Linked DNA regions of Homo sapiens: region 1 is linked to region 2. A link is a loop called in an ENCODE intact Hi-C map of the cell type or tissue named here. Cell type or tissue: IMR-90. All regions are shown on one strand. Each heading gives the region's core, and the rest is flanking DNA. Links, peaks and the distances in the headings are about the cores only.

Evidence for each region. Hi-C counts contacts between places; a loop is a spot of excess contacts. Peaks named below come from ENCODE experiments on the same cell type or tissue, not always from the same donor. Only the 100,000 strongest peaks of a DNase experiment are listed, where the experiment ranks them.
Region 1: a loop joins it to region 2, with 1.8 times the contacts of the local background. A loop is called at or near these places in 2 of 110 quality-filtered maps.

What each region holds. Positions count from the first base shown.
Region 1 is chr4:42,406,826-42,417,855 of GRCh38, forward strand. It overlaps ATP8A1 (ATPase phospholipid transporting 8A1), which reads right to left. Exons shown (of 37, transcript NM_006095.2): 36 at 7,802-7,893; 37 at 1,548-6,188. The coding sequence ends at 6,091. Among named protein-coding and RNA genes, the nearest start is that of SHISA3, 15 kb to the left of the region's middle. In IMR-90, for the core only: no CTCF peak of the experiment used is centred there; a DNase peak (open chromatin) is centred at 5,596; H3K27ac peaks cover 1,968 bases.
Region 2 is chr4:42,479,620-42,490,649 of GRCh38, forward strand. ATP8A1 (ATPase phospholipid transporting 8A1) reads right to left here. Exons shown (of 37, transcript NM_006095.2): 25 at 5,877-6,049. Among named protein-coding and RNA genes, the nearest start is that of SHISA3, 88 kb to the left of the region's middle. RefSeq lists a silencer at 8,533-8,582 and an enhancer at 9,477-9,526. In IMR-90, for the core only: no CTCF peak of the experiment used is centred there; no DNase peak of the experiment used is centred there.

The sequences.
Region 1 (11,030 bases), core at 2,099-10,098, 72 kb before region 2:
TTATTTTAAAATAAATGTGCTTTTCTAACCAAAAAAAAGCACATTTGACATAGTAAATTTGCTTTAAAATGGTTATGTTCCAAAGTGAACAGATTGTACACTTGTCCAAATGGATAATTCCTTATTTTCCCCAGCTGTTTTATTTTTGTTATTATTAGCTACTTCTCATGGTGGAGAATTTACCAGGTTGACTTGAATCCATAGGAAATTTTCTAAACTGAGATAATCAAAAAACTTCCTGAAAGTAGATACAGTCACAACCAGGAATCTGACAAATTTCACTGGGTTGGCATCATTTTACCTTTGCATAATCTAAAATATTTATTTAGTATACGTTCAGGAAAACTAATAATTTACAGGCATGTTAAACTATTAAGGGAACAAACTGTTAACATATTTTTGTATGTACATGGCTATTTTAAAATTGCAATTAAACAGTAGTTAATGACATTATTCTGACAGGAAATCCTTATTTAAATTGCTAGTTTCATGACTTGAAAGTAATAAAAACTGAATGGCAAGAGGTATTTCATATTTTCCAACAAATTTTATTAGCCTATTCATGAAATTATCCAGGTTAGGAAGACCTTTCTTCATTAAAGTGAGGCAGTTCTGTGTTACTGAAAACTTTAGAGACGCCCTATGCATACAAAAACAAAATTTAAATGGAGATGACATATTGAATTTATGGAAATGTATTTCCAGTTTGCTTTTTGCTTATGGTAGTATTAGAAGGCATCTTAAAATACAGGTCAGTGGAAGCACGTGCTTATTTTAAGGAGAATGGAGTTGAATGTGAAAATTATTTGATAGAATTCAGAGGTAACATATCCATGAACTGTTTTGCTGTGGTTTTGCATGGAGGTCCCCACCCAATTGTCGTCCCTGGGAAGACTGTGGGAGAGGACATGGGGCTCCAGGCAGGTAAGCACGCATGGTCTCAGTCTAATAAAATCAGATGCTCCTCAAATTGCCTCTCCAGCGCCTCTTTGAGAACTAATCCTATTCTAGTAATTTACCTAATTGTATCTTCAGTTGTTTCTCTTTTACCAAAGGACACTTATTTTTGCTGAAGTGATTGTTCTTATTTCTGATGCTGTCTATACTTTTGTCTCATGTGCTCAATTTTATTATTTTCTGGTTACTGCCTTCAAATGTTATTGGCTAAACTTGAGCACTTTCTCATGAACTTAAAACAGTTTAGTTGGTTTAGAAAACAAATTCATCCAACATAAAAGGTTGAAACCATGAATAGGCTGTTTACTTGCAAGCTGATTTAAATATGCAACAGGGACAATCCTGGGAGGCTTTTCGTACTGAAGTGACAAAACACAGTAATTTTATTAAAAAATTCTGCTAATTATAAAAACTACCCATCTTACCAAACTAGAGTTAATACACTCCATTTCATGTTTTATTTAGCTGGATTAAAATGAAGGGATATTTTATAAATCACTGGGATACACCTTCTCAGACTAGTTACTGCTGGATTTGAAGGTTTTAGAAAGCAATATAATTTCTAGAACTAGCAATCAAAACTTCAACAATTTTAAGTAATGGTAAAGTTTATTTCATTTTTAATAACAATTAGAGGACAAAATGTTTAAAATTTGCAGTTTAAAACATGCACATTCACAAAAGGCCAATGACACATAACACTGCATAGAAATAATATTACTCAATTTTAATAACTATAAAACACAGTGCATCAAACATCAAGATAAACAAACCTGAGAAAACTACTATAACCACAGATTCAATACTCTCCACTCATGCAGCTTCACAATTTCTACAGCAGTTTCAGCAGGAATGGTTTTTCAGGGAGCTGAAAATACTACTTTATCTTTAACGCAAAACTGCAGTTTTCTGTAGTAGCTGCCTTCCAAGGCTGCCCTGTTTTTCTTAACCTAATAAACTTGAAAATGTAAAAAATGACGATTAAAGTAGTTAAACAACAGATAGTATTTACTGCATTTATGGCTTCCATTTAGAACCATGAAACATAAAAATATTATTTTTAACTATTCTGCTCACATCTTTGCAAGAACAGATTTACCTGTGGAAAGTTGCTGTTAATTCAAAGTAAGCAAATATGAAATCTAGCTTTCCTACTTAAGGGAGATTTATTTGCTGAGAAGTTTTGGGAGCTTTATTAAGAAAAGTTCTTAGAGGCAAGCTAAACAAAAGATTCAATTAAATTTGTTCAAATTTCTTTGTAAAATAATCTACTTATTAAAAAAGTTGTGCAGAGGACCAATTAATTTGTCTACTGAATTTTAAATTCCAGGTAGGCCGTGATAGAACTTTACAAGGCAGAAATAAACATCAAGATTTACAGCAATAGCCATGCATTGGCCTGGATCACTTTAAATATGAACTCATGCAAACCATAAACCTATCAAAAACACAGCTGTTCTCATACAGAAAGTAAATCAAGACGAAATATGGAAAACATTTATTTCCTTTCCTTCAAAATTTAACTTACATTCCACTTTAATAGCTGTTGAAGGTTAATTAAAATGCAGCAAAGTATAACTACGTTACACAAGTGACTTCAGTTATTTTAATGTGAGAAAAATCAGACTATGGTATCTTACGAGTCATTATAGAAATGTTCATCATTAAAAAGCATTTATTAGGCACTGAACTGCATGATGTTACCTTAAGTCATTTACAAAAGAATTCCTGGTCCATGTGATGTGAATGGGCTGGGCACTTTCTCCATAAATTTTGTAGATGACTATTTGTAAGATTATACACTTAATAGGTTTTAAAACCAGGAACTATCAAAGGGCAACTGCACAAAAATAAACACGATTATTTAGCTTTGTAGTAATTATGACATTGTCATAATTTTAAAACTATGAATAATACAATCTATTACTTTCTGACTAGCATTCATTTCCCGAGAAAACATTTTAAATGACAAGTTGTAAGTGTTGTACAGTGCACGCAATGCAAAACAAATTATCATGTGACTTTCACATTGGATATTTAGAATGCTGAACGGCAAAATTAAAGTATAAAATTTAATGATCAGAATGCTGACTGATTTCCATAATTCATTTCCCCTCTGGAAATTAAAGAGGAATCACTGATTCCATTTAATGACCATACAATTCATGTAAATGGCTAACATTATTTAGCAGAATACACATTCACCTGACTTGATTAGAAAAAGTTTTCCATTAACTTAGCAACACTGCTGAAGCAGTCTCACATTAGAGCACAGAGTGGAGGTGGGAGGACGGGAAGTACATATATCATTTAAAATTTACAACGTTCCTGAGAAACACTGTTTTCCTAATAATATCTACAATATAACATCTTTCTGGGTGTGAGACACCAATATATTTTTATATGTATATATAAAACATTTAGAAAGTCCATGCTCAATACCACTGTATACTATTCAACATTAAAGAAGCAACTTCCAGCTTTTCAATGCTAAATGAATGAGGATTTTCTATTATAAGTCGTATTGTCTGAATTGTAAACATTGTAAAGCAACTGTGTTAGCATTTGCCAGAGTCCCTATAAGGAACTTTTTAATTGAAGAGTACGTGCCCTTTATTTCAAAAAAACACATGTTAAAAGTCACATTGACTGTTTATTTCAATCCTGGTAAAACCATGTGACTTTTTTCCAGTTAAGGAAGGTTTAAAAAATCAGACTATTTTCTCTAATTTAACACTGTAAAGTCACTGCAATTGCAATGTTATATTTTAAGTTTCACCAAGAAGGTCATTCCCTGTCCCTCAAACCCCAAGTCTCACCCAGGAAGCAAAGAGACTGACAATGTCAATAATTCAAAAACAGGACGATGGGACAAAGAGGCTCAAATTAGTCACATTTCAGATCATGTTACACATTATCAACCGTAAGTATTCTTCTCATGTTTAAGAGCTCCACAGAAACAATCCACGTTTCAAGATTAAAATAAAACTTACATTTTTAAGTCAGAAAATCCAGTTCTATTATATCCATAATGTTTTTATATTAAAATTCTGCAGAAGGGTGCCACTGATGAAGTGAGCGCAAACAGAAGCAGCTCTTCTCTATTAACAGAATTAAACACTACAAAGTGTTTCTCTGGAGGGGTGCATTTCACTCTTGCTTTCTTATTTTTTGTGGTTTGACCTCAGCTATCACCACTGGGAAGCCCAGGAAAAGCTGCTCTGAATATTCATTCACTGGACAGGTAAAGACTGGGACTTCAGAATTTTGAAGACGATCTTAGACTCTTACACCTGTGGTCTTGCTAGATGTGTTGATTCATGACTCTCTCAATCTGTACCCCAAACAGGAAGGGCTTGGGAAGTAAAGTATGTAAACGTGTGTTCCCTTAAGGTTAGAATTATGTATATGTGTTATAACCTCTTATTTGTAGAAAATGGAGAGGCATACTGGTAACTAAGGAGCTACAAATACAGACAAGGAAATGACATATATCCTAATTTTAAATCTAGATTGAGAAAAAGGGTGAAAAGAATGTGAAAATATTAAACTCGAGAAGCGATCTGAAAAAAAATCACCTCTTCTCAATTCTAGTTGACTTTTTTTAAAAGAGAAAGTTCTACCTATTTTGCTGGTAAGTCCATGTAAAGGCAAGCAGGCTTTTGAGTAAAAGGCAAATAGTTTGCTTCAATCTCTGAAGTGTATCTGAAAACTAATTCCTTTTTTTCAAATGAAAGTATTATTTAAAAAATAGTGTAGAAAACTGGTTGTGGTTTTTAAACAGCCCCTTCATTTACTGTTGGTAGCAAAATAGCCATTTTCAGATGTCTTGTAAATGCTGAAAATAATTGAACTGAAGATACATTTTAAAACATACTAACAAAAGCTACTCATGATGAACGTGTCCTCTGACTGTAAAGTTACCGGCCTGAGTAAAATCCGCATTTTTTAAATGGGGAAAATGTACTACCTATTTGTCCCAATAAGCAGCATGTGACGAATTTTGGGAACTATTTGATGAGTGAACTGTGAAATAATTTTCAGTCTTCAGTATAGGGGGCAGTCACCATAACACTGGGTGTGCTACACAAGACACAGGCATCTCTAGTGGGAACTGGAACACAGGACAAAAGCCCATGCATTTATCTGACATGTTATTCCAAATATTGCAACAGAAGCTTTGGAAATCCCACGTAAATACGTAGCATATGTTTCTTAAGAGGAAAAACTTTAAGACAAAATGACATCACTCAATCTACTGCATTAGCCAGATTTTTAGAAAAATCTAAATGATGATGAAACTTCATCAGAAATACCTGAAACATACATAGTTTGAAAAATCAGTGTCATAACAACAGAGTCACATTAACACGTGTGTCCTCTAACAAATAAACACGACAAACAACAAAGAAGCATTTGTAAGGCCAAAGGTGCAACATCACCGATTTTAGTAGCAAATGCCTTGAAATATTCATTTTTGTAAATCACTCTTACATTTGGAAAGTCAGGCATGCAGATCTTACAGCGGAACTGGAAGTAAACTTTCTCTTACATTTCTGGGCATATGACTACTGAACTAGAAAAACACTTACTGAACCTCTTTGGCAAACATTTATCAAGACAATTTTGGACACAAATGCTTGTTTAGAAATTTTGCTCAGGAAGGTGAGTCAGTTCCTTAAGAATGCTGGTTTGTTTCAGCATATCCTGAAATCTAAGTCTGGATACCAAGAGTCCCTTTAACTAAATATCATTTAGAGTTTTTTAATGGTTGGTTACCTTGTGGTACAGCCAATAAACTGACAGTCAGTTACAGCCCCACAGTAATGGCATAAGAATACTGACTTATTCTCCGTTTAAGAAAGCCCTCTGGCAAGATACCAGGTCATTTTCAATTTCCGTTTACAAAGACTTAGCAAATACCTTAAAAAAATCCAAAAGAGATGGTGTTACAGTACAGTTGCACAGTGCTTATGTCTATAATATACATGAATCTGAATGTCCATCAGCGAGATGAGCTCAGATCTACCTTTCCTCTTCATGGACCAGACTGGAATTGGTTAGCAGACTGCGGTGACAACCTGGTAGCTCTCCTTAGAGAGGTAACAGAGCCTGCCTTTCAGGCTCTCCCCATCACCATTCGTCGGGCCTCTGTTTCGTGGTATCATATGCTCTTATCACTTCAGACTGTGAAACGATTCCATTTTCATCTTGAGAGAACGCATACCCATCTGTAGGTTAATGATAAAACAGAAATTCTCACAAAGGCACTGGAAACCACCGTTATTCTGACTTTTGGGTATTCATTTTCTAGCCTGGGGAACAAATGCAGCCTTCCCACATTCAAAAGCATGGAGACACTGATTTTTAATGCCTAGAAAAGATACAGACTTAACTTCAAAATAAAGAGTGGGATGATCTTAGGTTGCCAGTTTAGATTCTAGGTATTCTTCTCTCTAGAAGACTGAGTAGGCACCCTCAATTCCCCTAAATCCTCTGTCCCGTAAGTCAACTCCAACTCTTCTAATTTTTGCTTCCCCAATTCTGGAGGGGGTGAGGGAGTTGAGTCAAGTGGGCTCACATATTTCCACATAGGTCAGGTGGATGAGAGGAAAGGAAAAGTGATATGTAGGTGAGGTGGTGAATAATGTAATTGATTCAACCATCCCACCATGTACGGTCCCTTGGTATCTGTGGGAATGGCTTCAGGGACCCCCTTAAATATCAAAATCCACGGATGCTTAAATCCTTTATATAAAATGGCACAGTATTTGCATATAACCTACACACATTCTCTCGTAGACTTAAAATCATTTCTAGATTACTTATAATACTTAATACAATGCCCTCACATCAGTTCATTCTAGTGGATTCAATGTAGTATTTCGTCCATGGCAAGTTCAAGTTTTGCTTTTAGGAATTTTGTGAATTTTTTTTTCCCCCTTGAATATACTTGACTCACAGCGGGCTGAATCCACAGATGTGGAACCCACTGATAGAAAGGGCCAACTGTACATCAAAACATCACCTTGTACTCCATAAATATAGACAATTATTGTTTGTCAATTTAAAAAGGCGAGGAGGAGGAGATAAACACAAATAGCTGCTCATGGTGGCAAGTGGTCTCCTTCCTTCAGAGGACATTCCCCTTGGCTCTCAGCATCACAAATAAACTCACTCACGCCCCGACATGGCATGGGCATAAGGAATGGCCCCCAAGGGGATCACATCTTTAGAAAAGGCCTCTTGAAGTATAAAGAGCAAAAGCATTAGACATGAGTATACGTAAGTGAAAATAAATTATAAGTGGAAACAACATGAAACAAAAGATATATTACTCACACAAATACATTTACTACAGGGCTTTACATTTTATATTCTTTTTTAGATCTTGAAATGTTAAGAGGGCACAATATCTAATAATGTCTTACAACTCTAAATATTCATAAATATTTCTGAAGGGGAAAATATATGCTTCCTTGTGTTGTATGAAAGCTGAAAGGCTCTTGCAAAGTTATTCAAGTAGAAAAGATAACAAGACAGGGGCAGCTTTTAAGAATTAAGATTTACTGGCTTTAAAGAAAAAGATTTGAGGAAGCAAGGAATGTGGAAATACTGTTTTTCTTTAAGTGAAACAGCAAGATTTTAAAATTAACTATCTCTTCTGTTGAAAGTGAAATGGTTCTGACCAATGGATTTTCTGTTATTTACAGGTTACAAATATGCAAAACTTATTTTAGACATTAGTTTTAAATAAATATCCCTAAAGTCAGGATACTGTATAAATGCTATGATACAGCAATGGCAGAGAATTTATTTAAAAATAAGAAACTCAAATACTCACGGAGCAGATTTTGTTGCAAGGATTCAGAGCGGTACAAGTTCACGTGGTTCTTCTTAAAGACGTTCTTGAGCAGTTGCGCCCTCTCGGTCAGGCTGCAGAGCAGGTGCAAATGTGTGAAATGAATTATCAACTCGGCAGAGACCCCAGTGTGCCCACAGGACCACCAAAGAGAGTTAGACTTAAACAAAAGATTGCTCGAGAAATCCGTAGCCTAGTGATTCTTTTTACACATTTTCTCAGATAGCGAATGAAATTTCAAGTATTTAGACAGACTTTTGAGGCCATTTTCTCCCTAAGGAGTTTGGTCCCCAATAATCCTTCTCCCAGTAAAAAGTAGGATCTCCTCACCACCCCCCACTCAGTTATATTTAAGTCAAATGGCAACACAGAGCCAGTATAACACAATTAAAATAAAAAAATACAAAACAACAGTAGTGTTATTCACTTTTAAAAACTGACTACATATATTCTAAGCATGGCAATTTTTAGAATAAAAAATTAGTTATTACTATTTTTTTCACATTTGGCACGTTTTGGTATAAACTATTTTTTAGTTAAAAATATTAAAGTAAATATTAACTAACATTACACAAAGAAGACATTTCATAGACTTTTTAACTAGAAGTTCACTACCACTAATATGGTATGACATGTGTTCCTTAATTTTATTTTAAAATAAACTATTTTCAGAAAAATAATTATGGTAGGTGAAATAACAAGGAAAGTATTTTTCAGGAAGTGTTTAGAATAGTTGTCTCCTCAGATACAAATCCAGATAATTATGTAACTTCTAAAAGCACATTGTAAAAAATAAGGCATCTTCTCCCCCAACTTCCCATAAAAGTGTCTCACACAGTAGAAACTCAAATATTTGTTGAATACGTGAAGTTGAGTAATAATTCTGAAATGTACTTATAGACATCATCCATCTTCCAAATCATGCCATTTCTTCATTGTTTTATAAAATTGTTTTGATATTAAAGAACATAATAGGCATGAGAAACAAATAAGTAATCCATATGTGTTGCAGCAAATGTTTATGCAATTTTAATAACTGGAACTGATTCAGCTGAAAAATTTCCATCTTGTGTTTTTCCCACTATAAAAGCTTTAGTTAAATTGCTGTGTTATGTTAGTTCTGTATTTTGCCAATTTTTCTAAGACCCTGAAATGAAACAATATCATATACAAAAAAAGGATCCTCTGCAAAATGAACTCATTGTGTAAATGAATTATGCAAACATTTAGGCAAAAACCGAAGAAAAAATATTTAGAAATGTTAACATTTGTAGTAATCTTCCACATATATATTTTAAAGTCTAGGGAGGTTAACTGGTATTATTGGACATATTTTATTGTCATTGGAAATTAGCTACATGAAGGCAAGAAAACTAATTAATCTAAAACTCCAGCAGTTCTGCAAATAGTTGTAAAACTTGTTTCTGTCAGTGAAATAAACAGATATGAGAAATGAGAAAGGGCCATTTTTACAGAGTTGCTTTCTTACTCTACTCTTTAAATGATCTAGCATTACAGACCCATGGACCCTGAGGGACACTAAAATATGTAACTGCTTTGAGGAAGTCGCAGCTTTAGCAGCAGGTGGTCTGACTTCCTTAGCAGAGCCTTGTGGATGGGGTGCTGGAAAGTCTTTGGTGTTTCAAACCGAAATGACTACGGGAGACTAGAGGATGGCAATGTATCATTATGCAGCATCTTCTTCCCAAAAGACATTTTCCAGGTTTCAGGCTGGCCTTCCTAAATGCATAATACTTTAATATTACAATATTAAAGTGGTAAGAAGGCAGACATGAGAATTTAGTCTTTCATATTACAGCAACTGAAATACATAAGGTAACATAATTCCGTTTTGTACAGTTCATATAAAGGCTCTCATTAGCTCTTCTTTTATATCAAGTTAACGTACAGCATTAAAACAAAGCAGTAAGAAAGTCTCTTTCTTAAGAAAGAAGCACATTACTCAGGAAAGATCATGGGCTCTGGAGTAGGGCTTTGGTTTAATTTTGCGTTGGCTGCTTATTAGCTGGGTCACCACAGGCAAGCTTTTCTCTGTCATCTCCTATATATCAGGAGGGCAGTACTTAACTCTCAGGCAGACTGTGAGGATGCAGGGAGCTGTCAGCACAATGACTGACACTTAGGAAGCACTCAACAAATGCTGGGCCCTCCCACCTTTACCCCCAAGATGCTGAGAATTTATTATAAAAAATCAACTAGAACAGAGATCATCACCAAACAAAAGGTACTTTGTAAGGAGTATTTTTGATGCCTTGGTTTCTAGTCAACATAAGCGCAAGGTGAGATGTGTGTTGCTGCACATGGGTTTTAGTTTATAATGTTCTCATTCTACCTCTTTACTAAGAAAATGACTAGATTTTTGTTGTTTTGTTTTTCCTTAGCTATTTTGAACTTCTTGCTTTAGTCCTGTAGAGCAGAGTCCCTCCTTCAGAATATAAATGCCATTCACAGGAGGTTGCTAAATAAATAAGTGATGATGAGTTGTATTTCTCTAGTCTTATCTTACACCTTTGGGGAACTACTCATTTCAACATCTATGCAATTCTGGGCCATCAATGTTTATAGATACTGATACTACTATTAAGGCACATTATAAAATATATTTATGCTAACACTAATAGATATATTAAAAGTTCAGTTTTAGTGGAACAGCTTAACAGTGTGAAAAGACAAAAAAAAAAAACACTAAAGATACCTTCTCACTAAAACCACATTTTATTCACAACTCTTGACTAGCAGTTTTACGTAGTCTCTTATAGTCTTTCATTTACATACCAAGCTATGTAAATTTTGAGTTTGTTTAATGCAATCACACAACTACTACTAAATATTGTTACCTTATTTCCAAACCCACTAAAATGTTGCAATTTAAACATTTGGTGGAGGTGAATATAAAGATAACATGTTTAAAATAATATTTCAAATACTAAAAAATGTCAGTGTTGGTAAAAACCAATTCATGGTTCTGGAATGTGTTGGAACGTGTTGTCTTAAGGAATTTTCAGTGGGAAACTTGAAGAGGAATAAATTTGCATTTGTCTACATATTGAGTTGATAAGCTATTTAGGTTGACTCATTAAAATAAATCTCCAAAAAGTACGTAACTATCCATTCATGGAATGTTTAATGTATAGCATGCAATAGCTGTCCTACACTAGGGTAGCTGTGGTGGCGGAGAAACAAACAATGA
Region 2 (11,030 bases), core at 968-8,967:
ACTGATTTTGTAAAGCTTTGGGGAGGCCTTCAGTAGAAAGCTACAGAGCACTGCATTTAAAATTTGTGGAACAGAAAAGAGTCATCAAGAATTTGGATGTGGTTGTGGAAGGTATATATGTTTATTCAAAGTTAGTATGAAACAAAACAGTAAAATGAATAAGAGGGATGGTGATGGAAATCAAGGTAGCAGTTATCTTTGGGAGGCTCCTCAACTAAAGGGAGCATGAGGGGCTTCTTGGGGGCTGGTCCTGCTTGGGTGCTTGTCACAGGAGTGTGTGCACTTTGCGAAAATCCCAAGCGGGTGCATTTATACTTTATGTACTCTCCATTACGTGTTACCTACCTCATTAGAATTATGTAATCTGCAGTTCTGCTTGTGTGTGTGTGTGTGTGTGTGTGTGTGTGTGTGTACTGGTGATGGTGGCAATGGTGATGATGGTTTACCTAAAAGGAGTCACACCTAAAACTGTAAAATGTTGAATTACAGTAGGCTTCTGTAGCATTTAGATTTCTTATATATTTTTAGACATTTTATTGTCAAATATAGACTTACCTGGTGGTGGTCATCATAATTGGCTAATAGGCTGTAATATAGCCATTGCAGTTCCTTTAATACTACTCAGTCAAGGTGGAATAGCAAAGGAGATGGACAGGGCTGAGCAGATGATTATTATGTTAAAGCAAACTATTGGCATTTTATGAAGTTATAAAGTGTATTCAGTGTGTCCTCTTTTAGCTGTACACGTATGAAAGAAATATTCTCTCAACATTTCCAACATTTATTCATATTTTCTTGGAAGCAAATATAGGGTTGACATTCATTAACAGTTTGTAAAAGTCTTTTCAAAGCCAAACATCTGCTTGGCATCCAATGGTGTTCACAAATTTTTTTCCTTAAAGGAATGTCTGTTGAGCATTTATTAGCTTCATTTGTGCTTTATGACTACTTTTTAAGTAGAACATATATTTAGAGAAATTCTTAAAGCTAAAGACAATCTCTAAAGATTTAAGAAGTAGATGTGCCTTTATTTAATGCACTCATGCTATGACAGCAAATATTCAGTGTCCCTTTAGACTTCTTGCAGGACCCCTTGATAGGAGTAAGGTGAAAGGTTTTGCCTGGAATGCCACTCCCAAATGACAACACTCACTGAAGTCAAGTGTTTTTTTATACACTATGAGGAAAATGGCCTAAAAGGGGGTTAAACTTTGATTAGAGATGTTGCAAGTAGGAAAAAATGCTTACTTCAATTTAACTTTTGCTTTTCAGAAGACATGAGTACATAAATTATGTAGAACGATGATTACTAGACAGTCTAAAAGCTGGAGGCTCTAAGCCAATTTTCAACCAACTGTCACAGAACATAAGTTTCAAAATATGTTTAAACTAAACTGACAACTACAGAAAAATGTAAAATTCTTTGAAAGGCTGGGTTATGTGAACTGATGAGGACCTCAGAAACCACATGCTATTTAACACACAGTAATACTTCACTGCAACATTCCCACTCTCTTCTGGAGGGAATATTAAAAGAGGTAGAACAGATGCTTCCCCAAATTAAGCTGATCCCAGCAGTAGAAAGACTGTTCCCAGCAGAGTGGCCAACAGAAGGAAGGTCCATCCACAACCTAAAAGGGCTATGAGAGGTCCTCTGGCCCAGCAGCTTTCCAACCAGGACAAGATAACCCAGGAAGGGGGCATGTGTGTATTTCCCACCCTGCTATGACGAAGCTGGTCCACTTTTATTTGCTTCCTATATCTGGGTTCCCTGGAAGATAGGAATCACTGATATTCCAATCTCTTCATTTTGTAGGTCACAAAACCAAGGCCAGAGAGATTCCATCAGATACCCAAACTGCCAAATCAGTAGAGCTAGAACAAGCATTCTGTGAATCTCTAGATAAAATGCTTTTATACCAATTATACAGACTGTAGGACCAGGGGGCATAAAGCACTGGTCCCTGAGACTAAGAATTACTTATTTAGTACAGTTACTCCCTGGGATAGTGCTTGATTTCAGCTGTATCCATAAATCTCCATGAGTCTTAGAACAAGCTTTTTTCCCTACGTCTACCTCTCCAAGGAGTTTCAGTGAGTCTGTAAAACCCCTGAAGGGCTTCATGAAATTTTACATGTTTGTGTGCATGTGTACTTCTTCTGGAAGGAATGGTCTATAACTTTCATTTATTCTCCAAAAGTATCCGTGATCACACCAAATCATGAGAATCAGTGGACTTGTGTGAGGGAGTAGAGGGGAAGAAGAACCATAAAGGAGCAGTTTATAACTGGGAAAATGAATCAGAAACTATCTATAAATTAGATGCATTCAGGTTATGCAGGTAAATACTCACAATGTTAAAAACAGAAGCTGCACAGTATCTATGAAAGAACAGTAGTTGGCCAGGTGCGGTGGCTCATGTCTGTAATCCCAGCACTTTGGGAGGCCGAGTGTGTGGACTGCCTGAACTCAGGAGTTTGAGATCAACCTGGGCAACGTGGCAAAAGCCAGGCTCTACTAAAAATACAAAAAATTAGCTGGGCATGGTGGTACATGCCTGTAATTCCAGCTACTCGGGAGCTGAGGCACAAGAATCGCTTGAACCCAGGAGGTGGGGGTTGCAGTGAGCTGAGATCGCGCCACTGCACTCTCCACCCTGGGTGACAGAGTGAGATTCTGTCTCCAAAAACAAAAAAACAAACAAACAAACAAACAAAAAAAAAAAAGAAAAGAAAATACAGTGCTGTTAGACTGATACAAACAGGTTTCATTCCACTTCTTGGGTTTTATATACTTAAGAAAAATATTTGAGGCACAACATTCAACCTATACTTTAGAAACCAAAACCACCAGGACTCCAGAGCCCTGAATAAATTTGGGGTGGGGGGATTAGTTCTGTCTCTGAAAATTTCCTTCAGAAAACAGTGGTGAGAGAGACATAATGTCTGCTGCCTGGGAACAACTGTTTCTTTCAATTCAGCTGAAGACTCTGGAGGGACAACACTCATCTTTATAACTGTGTCAATGAGGCAAACACTAAAATCTGCCTCATTCTGCCCTGTATGCTGATAGTATCTGGGAAGAAAGTGGCTGATGCAATCCTGATGATGGAACTAACATGGAGACTCATTATCTGTTATAGGAAGGCTTTCCCCTCTACTTCCACTCCACCTAGGGCTAAAGAGAAGACTGCAGAGGAAGATCAGATTCTGAATTATCTGCATGTGTGTGGAATGACAAGCAGTAGATTGGAAAATAGTTTAAATTTGAGAGAAAAGCCCATAAAGCCAGTATGAACATAAACGAATTTGGGAAACAGTACCAAACTGTATTTAGAAATAATAATCAGTATTTATCTGGAGCGTCTATCTTCTAATGGAGTAAAATAGAGAATTTCCTGAGGCCGGGAGATTGTAATCATCTGAGAAACGAGGAGTGACACTTGGGTTTAATTGGAAAGAATGATACACAGAATGGCCCACCTATTCCTATCCAGGGATAGAAGCATTATCATGGAAATTATATTCTGAGGTCAGTAAGCAAAATGACAAGAAGATGGTCTGTGCCAATAGTTTAAATGCCAAGAGGCACCAGGCCAAGAAGGTGCACAGACATAAATCCGGCAGTGGCACTGATGTAATTATGGGCTTAGACCAATTCTCAAACATGCCAGAAGCTGAACCACAGTCCTTATGGGAAAAGAGAGAGTATGAAGGTAGTTAGAAGAAAAAAGCTGAGGAAAGATATGTGACTTAAGAAAAAAAAAAAAAAAACCTTAAAACTGGAAATAAAACTCAGTGTCTGCGTAGGGACCTCATGGTCTTGAAACATGCATAAAACAGAACCGAGGGAGGAAGGGGCCACACACATCTTTATAAGCTCAGTTTCAGAGCTGAGCCGCACGTGCACGGCAGGGTGTGATTCCCTTCTAGGGACCTGGTGCCTGGAGAAGCCCAGAGGTCCATGTGACTTGTGAGCATCCAGAACAAGGATTTCGGGAGGGAATTTCACAAGCACAGAACATATTTTTTCTCCCTTGACTCTGCTTTCTAGTTTTTTCTCTCCCTCTGCTATTGTTTAATTTTGTGGTTCGACTTTTTGAAGAATGGTGGGAGGTACTGTGTTAAGCAATGCTTTAAGAATGAGGCTCAGCTGCAATCACTGCAATATGAAAATTGGCCTCCCACATCTTTCCAACCAAACTGTGATTTGACTTAGAAAGAAAGATACATGAAGGAGAGCAGGTATCAAGTGTTACTCATCTTTTATGTGTCGCACTGCGCCCAGCACACACAAAGTAGGCACATAACAGATGACTCTAGGGAACTGGCCATTTTATCTTAATACTTCTGTATTCTGTTTCATGTTGTTTCCAACTAGGAGCCAGCAATCATAACACTTGTGCTTTTGAGCAATCTTTTGTTGATCCTTATGATCCCATTAGTTAAAGTGATTAAGTGACCAAATCTGCCACATTATTCTGATGAAAAGTGTCAAAGTTGAACATTAGTCACACTTAGTCAAGACATTTGCAAGGAATCCAGCAAAATCACTGTAAAAGTAAATTTTAAAAAGCATGAGAATACCAAAGTAAAAATGAGTCAAAATAATTTCCAGTCTCTTTATGATTAAGCAAAGAGCCGGATGACTAATATTAAACATCTGTACAATATATTGTCCAAGAACTTTATAGTAATATTATTTGTTAATACATACCACAGAAAAGAAAAAGAAATTATATGACTAAAATAATTAGACTCCTGGGAAAGATAAGCAACTCTTAATTCTCTGAATATGGTATAATTTTATAGGCTAAAATGATGCTTATAAAGGATATTGAGAATAGTTTAAATTATATTTCAGAAAGTATGTCTCAACTGAAATTTAGGAAATGTCTATAAGGTATAGCTTATAATTCATAAATAATACCATATACAAAATATTTAAGTGAATAAACCCAGACAAAAGAGGTATAAAAAGCATAACTTTATTAGTAAATGTCTTTTTAAAGAAAACGATAAAAGCACATAGAATAGTTTTAAAGATAATACCAAAAGCACAGATACTGAGAAATCTTTCAGAATCTCTGCTAACATTTTATGTCCCAGGAAGAGAAGGCAATTTGAGAAATTGCTACCCAGGATCTAGACTGATCAACTCCTAAGATTCAATAGTGAATGACAAAGGGGAAATCCTTAGTTTTCATGGTGATCACAAAAGAGGAGACTGGGCATATTCATCATATTCATGAACCTACTTTAGGTCTTAGGAAGACGGAGTTTAAACAATTTATACGTAAATATGGGGAAGATTCCTTGACAAGAAACTCAGGAAGGACTGGAGCTATGTCGTTTACAAAAATGCCTTTCTATGAATTAGGCCTTGATAACTCAAAAGAGATTTTAATTTAGGATATAGGCAATTTTATAAATTAGAGGGCAAAGGAATGTATAGTCAATAAATACCTCTCAGAAAAATGCCCAGCTATTTGGAAAATGATTCAGTTTGCATCTTTCATCATGCTATTCCCCCAAAATAAGTCTTAGCAGCTGGATCAAAGATTTAAATATAGACAACAGGACCTTTAAAGAAAGGACCTAGGTGGAAATGCAGGTAGATAATGAATTTTAAACAAAGATAATGGCAAGAAACCTGTCGATTCAAATGAGGAAAAATACTTGTTAATGATTGTTAGGACTCACTTTTTAAAACTAACAAATTCCATCCCAGTTTGTGAACCTCAAGTCTTGAGTGAACACATTAGTAAGTAACCTAACTTTTGTAAACTCTGGATTACTTTCATTGACGTTTATAAATCAAGAACTTAGATCAAGTCATTCTTTACTAAAATCTGACAATGATAAGGAGAACTTACCGACAGCAAATGACAGCTTTGCATGACAAAGCTAAGTCCAGGAAATACTGTCGTACTCCAAAGGTTAAGGCATATTTGAGGGTTTTCCCATCAATTATAAGAGCAAAATCATTCTCTTTCCGGAGAGCATCACCAAGGGTAGTACAGTGACGACTGAGAGTTTCCCTTGTTCCCTGGAATATTAAACAAGCAAAAATGCCATCAACATTTACTCCCATTTGTTCTACTAGGATGCCTTAAGGATATTTGGCAACTACATTTAGTTATTTTTAGTGCTTTTTATGTTTCAAATTGCTTTCACATACTTTCAGTCATTTGATTCTTACTAGCCCCTCAGGAGCCTGCACAATTGTTATCAGAAAAAGTTAGTTACTTGATTGAAGTCACACATCTGTTCCTAGCAGGGTTGGGACTAGACTATAAGTCACCTGTTTCTCAGGTGATTCTGTAGTCTTTGCTCATTATTCTAACCATCATTGTTTGAAATGCTTGTTCCCCGGTGCTGTAAAGAAATAGCACTTGAACATAAATTTAATTTATTTAGTAAGGCCATTTTTACTTTTTGCAGAAAGGGTACACTCGCCAGCAGTTTTGCCACGAGAGTACACTGAACAAAGGAGACAGGGTCATTTATAACCTGACGCGTTCACCCCACCGCTGTGTCCGGTTTCCATTGGCTGGAATGGGACCTCACATTCTGTATTTGTCCCGATTGGCTAGCAACTTAGAACCTTTTAAAAGAGGCAAAGGTAAAGGAGAACAAAGGAAGGCGGAAGTAACTTGTGGAATGCTGAGAAAGGTAAAAACACTTTTAAATAAGGAAGAGGAACAGGCTATGACCTAATCTTGCTTGGACCAGTATAAGCATGTCGGGGCAAATATTTAGGCTAAATTGTGGGAGCTAGGAACATAAAGTACATTGATTTCTTTATTATGGCTAGCACAGGTCTTTGAATAAATTTTGCTTTTAAGAGAAATTACTATTTATTCCTAATTAGACGGGGAGGAAAGTCTTTGAAGAGGAACCTCTACTTTACTTTTTACACGACCATGCAATCACAATACGGCAAACATATTTTCAGTAAATTCTTTTGTTAAAAATCGTGTTAATTTATGAGCTAGTCAAAGTTGCTACTCCATGAATGAAGGGAAGAAGTTGGGGAATATATGCATCACTTAACTATGTTTTGGTCAACAGACTGAATATCCCATGGTGGGCCCATAAGATTGTGAGACCATATTTTTACTGTGCCTTTTCTGTGTTTAGATATACAAATACCACTGTGTTACAACCGCCTACAGTATTCAGTACAATAACAGGCTATAAGGGCTTGTAGCCTAGGAGCAATAGGCTATCTTGTGTAGCCTGAGTCTGGAATAGGCTATGCCATCTAGGTTTGTGCAAGTACCCTCTATGATGTTCATACAATGACAAAATTGCCTAATGTCATGTTTCTCAGAATGTATCATTTCATTAAGCAAACTGTAATTTAAATAATTTACAGGCATTCTTTCAAAAATCCTCAATGCTATTGAATTTAACTCCTAGTAACTAAGAGGAGGAAATGCACAATCTGTAAACTCTTGCCTCTTTTATGAACTGGCTTTTGTAATTTTAATCATGATTTCATGATGTTGTATTTAGTTGGGGATGGTGACCTGTGACTTGGTAATCTTGATGGATCAAATAAAAGAACGCCTTCTATCAATGAAGAGTTCACTTTCAGGGACAATAAAAGCCTTTAGTGTCAAGACAGCTTTGTTCACCTCAACTATTTGTCTCCCTTTGTCAAGAACTGCTTTCCCAGCTCTTCAAAGGGATAAAGTTTCAATACATTTAGTTTTTCTCCCCACATCCTATAGATTCTTCCTATAACCTAATGGAGCCAATTTCCTATTTCACAAGAGCCCTACCGTGGTGAAGAAACACAACACTGGCCTGGCACAAGGAAATATAATGAGTAATTCCCCTCCTATCAGATTTCTGTTCTGAGTGCTAAGCCTACAGTTATTTATAAAATAAATACAAATATACATATTTATATAATAAAATATACCTACAATAAAAATACAGTACACTTATATAACAATTTTTATTATGTTCATGGGATTTACAATTATTGTTCCAATTTAAGCATGTCGTTTTATATATATATGGTCATTTTGTAGTTATTTCACAGAGAAGCAAAGGCATAGGTAATTAAAATTTTATGTTGGGGATTTTTGAAAGTGTTTTTACATTTGTATGCAAATGCGGTTCACACTATGTTCTGGAATATCAGAATCCTTTTACCAAAATAATAGAACCAAGTTGTACTATAAAGAAAGACTGCCCAACTTTCCTAATGCTGAAGCTTCACTTAACAGTTGCCCTGTTCCCCATTACACACAGTGACACAAAGGACCACCATATAGCAGCATTCTTTGCAAAATTTTCTGTTCACACTTTACATCAGGGATGGGGGGAGAGTAGCTGTTTTAATTTACAAGCCTCACCCTCCTGTTTCCTGCTGGAAATTTTTGGCCCAAGAGGACTTAAAGAAGTGAAAAATGTTGGTAATAAATTCCACAAGCAAAATTTACTAATGACAATCTATAATAGATATCCCCTGGATTATCTTAACAGCAAATTCATATAGATTAAATGAACAAATAAGTCAATGAACTGATACAAAATATTTAGCACATACTACACACTAAGCACAGTTCTGAGATGCAACACAGAGATGCAGCATTTAAGTTAACACTTGCTACCATCCTGAGCAGGAGGCACTACTGTTATCTCCATTCTGCAGATGAGAGTGTTTCAGTTCCTTGCTTAAAAATATGTGGCTATTAAGTAGTGACATCAAAGTGAGAATGAAATTTCTGCGGTAGCCTGTCTTTTTCTATGCAATCCAGCAAAAAAAAAAACAACAAACCAAACTTCAGACAGTACCAGGCGCAGCAAGTTAGAAATGGAATGCCCACACCAGTCCCTCTGTTGCTTCCCTTGAGCCCTCATCATCTGTCTCTCATCTTGTCTTTACCACCAACAGAGACATCTCTTTATAAAACAAATTTAAAACACAAATCTTGTCTCTTCTTGCTTTAAAAATTTTCTAGGGCTTTCTACAGCTGACACAATAAAGTCTAAACTCCTTAAAATGGCATGTAAGGCTTCCTACATTCTGAGCCTAACTTTCCTTCCCAGTGCCCTTCACAATCTTGGTTTCTTTTGTTTCCCTCTTCCTGGAATGTCCTCCTCTCCAGAGGATCATCTGCTGCCTTCAAAAACCAAGCTTACCCTGTAAGCCCTCCCAGGTTCAGTCCACGCTACCAAGTGTAACTCATTCTACTGCAGCAAAACCCTGAGTTTCTTGACAGGAAAGACCGCGTTAAACCTGTTTCCCAGCAACAAAGGCAGTGTCTGCAATTACAGATGCTCATGAAATACATATTTATTGAATGAGAGCATTGATAAATTCTGATTTCATCCCGTTGGCAATGCTCCATTTCCCCCTTTATTATCACTTCTGATTAGAGAAAGAGAGAGAGTAAGAGAGAGACACACACAGAGAGAGGTCTTCTCTTTGCTCCCTAATTTTCCAGGGAACAAATAATCCATTACTTTAACAGACTTTCAAACAAAGGCATTGCTCACTAAAAAGCCTCTGTATTTTCTTTTAAGCTATTGCCCAAGTGATTTCTGAGCTGAAAACCTGAAATGAAACCTGAGACGGACCTCAGGAGGACTTCGAATTTCTTGAAAGCTCAGCTGCAAAACAAGACCGAAAGTCAAGTAAACCCCAGAACTGTGAAACGCCCTCATGAACCAACATAGGGTATGCAGTCCTGTGGTCCCCGCTCTCCCTCCTTTATAAGGCATTCTCTAACACCTTAAAATTTATTGAAAATTCTCTAAATTCGTGACATCAGTATCCCTAGGTTTTGTTGGTGACTATCACAGATCTCTGGCAAATCAGAAGGTGTCAAGAGATGTGATAGAAATAACATTTCAGAAGGTGAGTCAAAAACTTCTCACAGTGAATTCACTCGTCAGCCCACCTAGGGTGCAAGGTAACAACAACAAAAAAAGCTGCAAACATTTTCTCATTTTAGTTTATAGTTTTCTTTTGTAAGCTCTGTTGTTAGCTGTGTGCTGCCAGTTACAAGTTATATTTTATCCTTATTTACTGCCGGGAGTATTTTCAAATTCTTTTATTTATGAAACTTTATTGCTTCTCCCCTAAGTCCAGGAGCCATACTTTATGGCTGCATTGCATTGAAGCTTATCTCCTGTAGCTAAGGATAAATTTATTACTATATTAGCTGTTGTTTTGTTTTTTTGGCTACTGAAGGGGGAAATTTTTAAATATTGAAACTTAGTGACTTGTAAAAGTGAAAATATAGCAATGAGAAGCTAAATCAGAAAAAGGATCAAAGACCACAGGCTCAATGAAATAAAAGATCTCTATTTCCTTGTTCTGCATATTTTCACTCGTGGGCTGAAAGTCCAGGAGCATCAGAGACATTGCAAGGTAAAGGCAATCTGGGGAGATGGACAGGTAAGAGGAAAGGCTGGGGTTCAAACACTCAGCCAGGCAAGGGAGGGAGCCACAGTGGAAAGTGAGATTCTCGTGCCCCTTCCCTGACCTGCAGCCTGTGTGGTCATTCTGGACAACCATTCTGCTCTGCTCTTCCCATACCCACAGCACCACACAGACAGAGCCCAGTGCTCACTGGAAGCCCTTAGCCTGAACCTCCTACTATGCTTTCTTGCCTTGCAAATTCACCATTTAGGCCACACCCAACACAACCTCTAGGTTCTGTCTCGTTAACACAGAAAGGAAAAAGCCACCTCACTGCGAGGGCAGGATCTACTCCAGCTCCCTCTTCTTATGTGGCTGCTCATCACTGCTGGTCTAGTCTTTTATCCATGTCTAGTGGATTCCATGTTTCCCAGAGGCTACTCCAGACCTTTTCTTCTCTCCTCAAGAGTCCAAATTTGGCCCCTGTCACTTCGGCAAACATCGGCCTGTTTTACTGAGAACATTTATACATTTATAGCAGAAAGAATTCCCTCAACTTTCCTTCCTTAACCTCAAAACTTCCCTTTACCTAATCCCCTCTAGTTCTTGAGCTGGGGTAACACCTGCCTTCTCACCTTTTGTT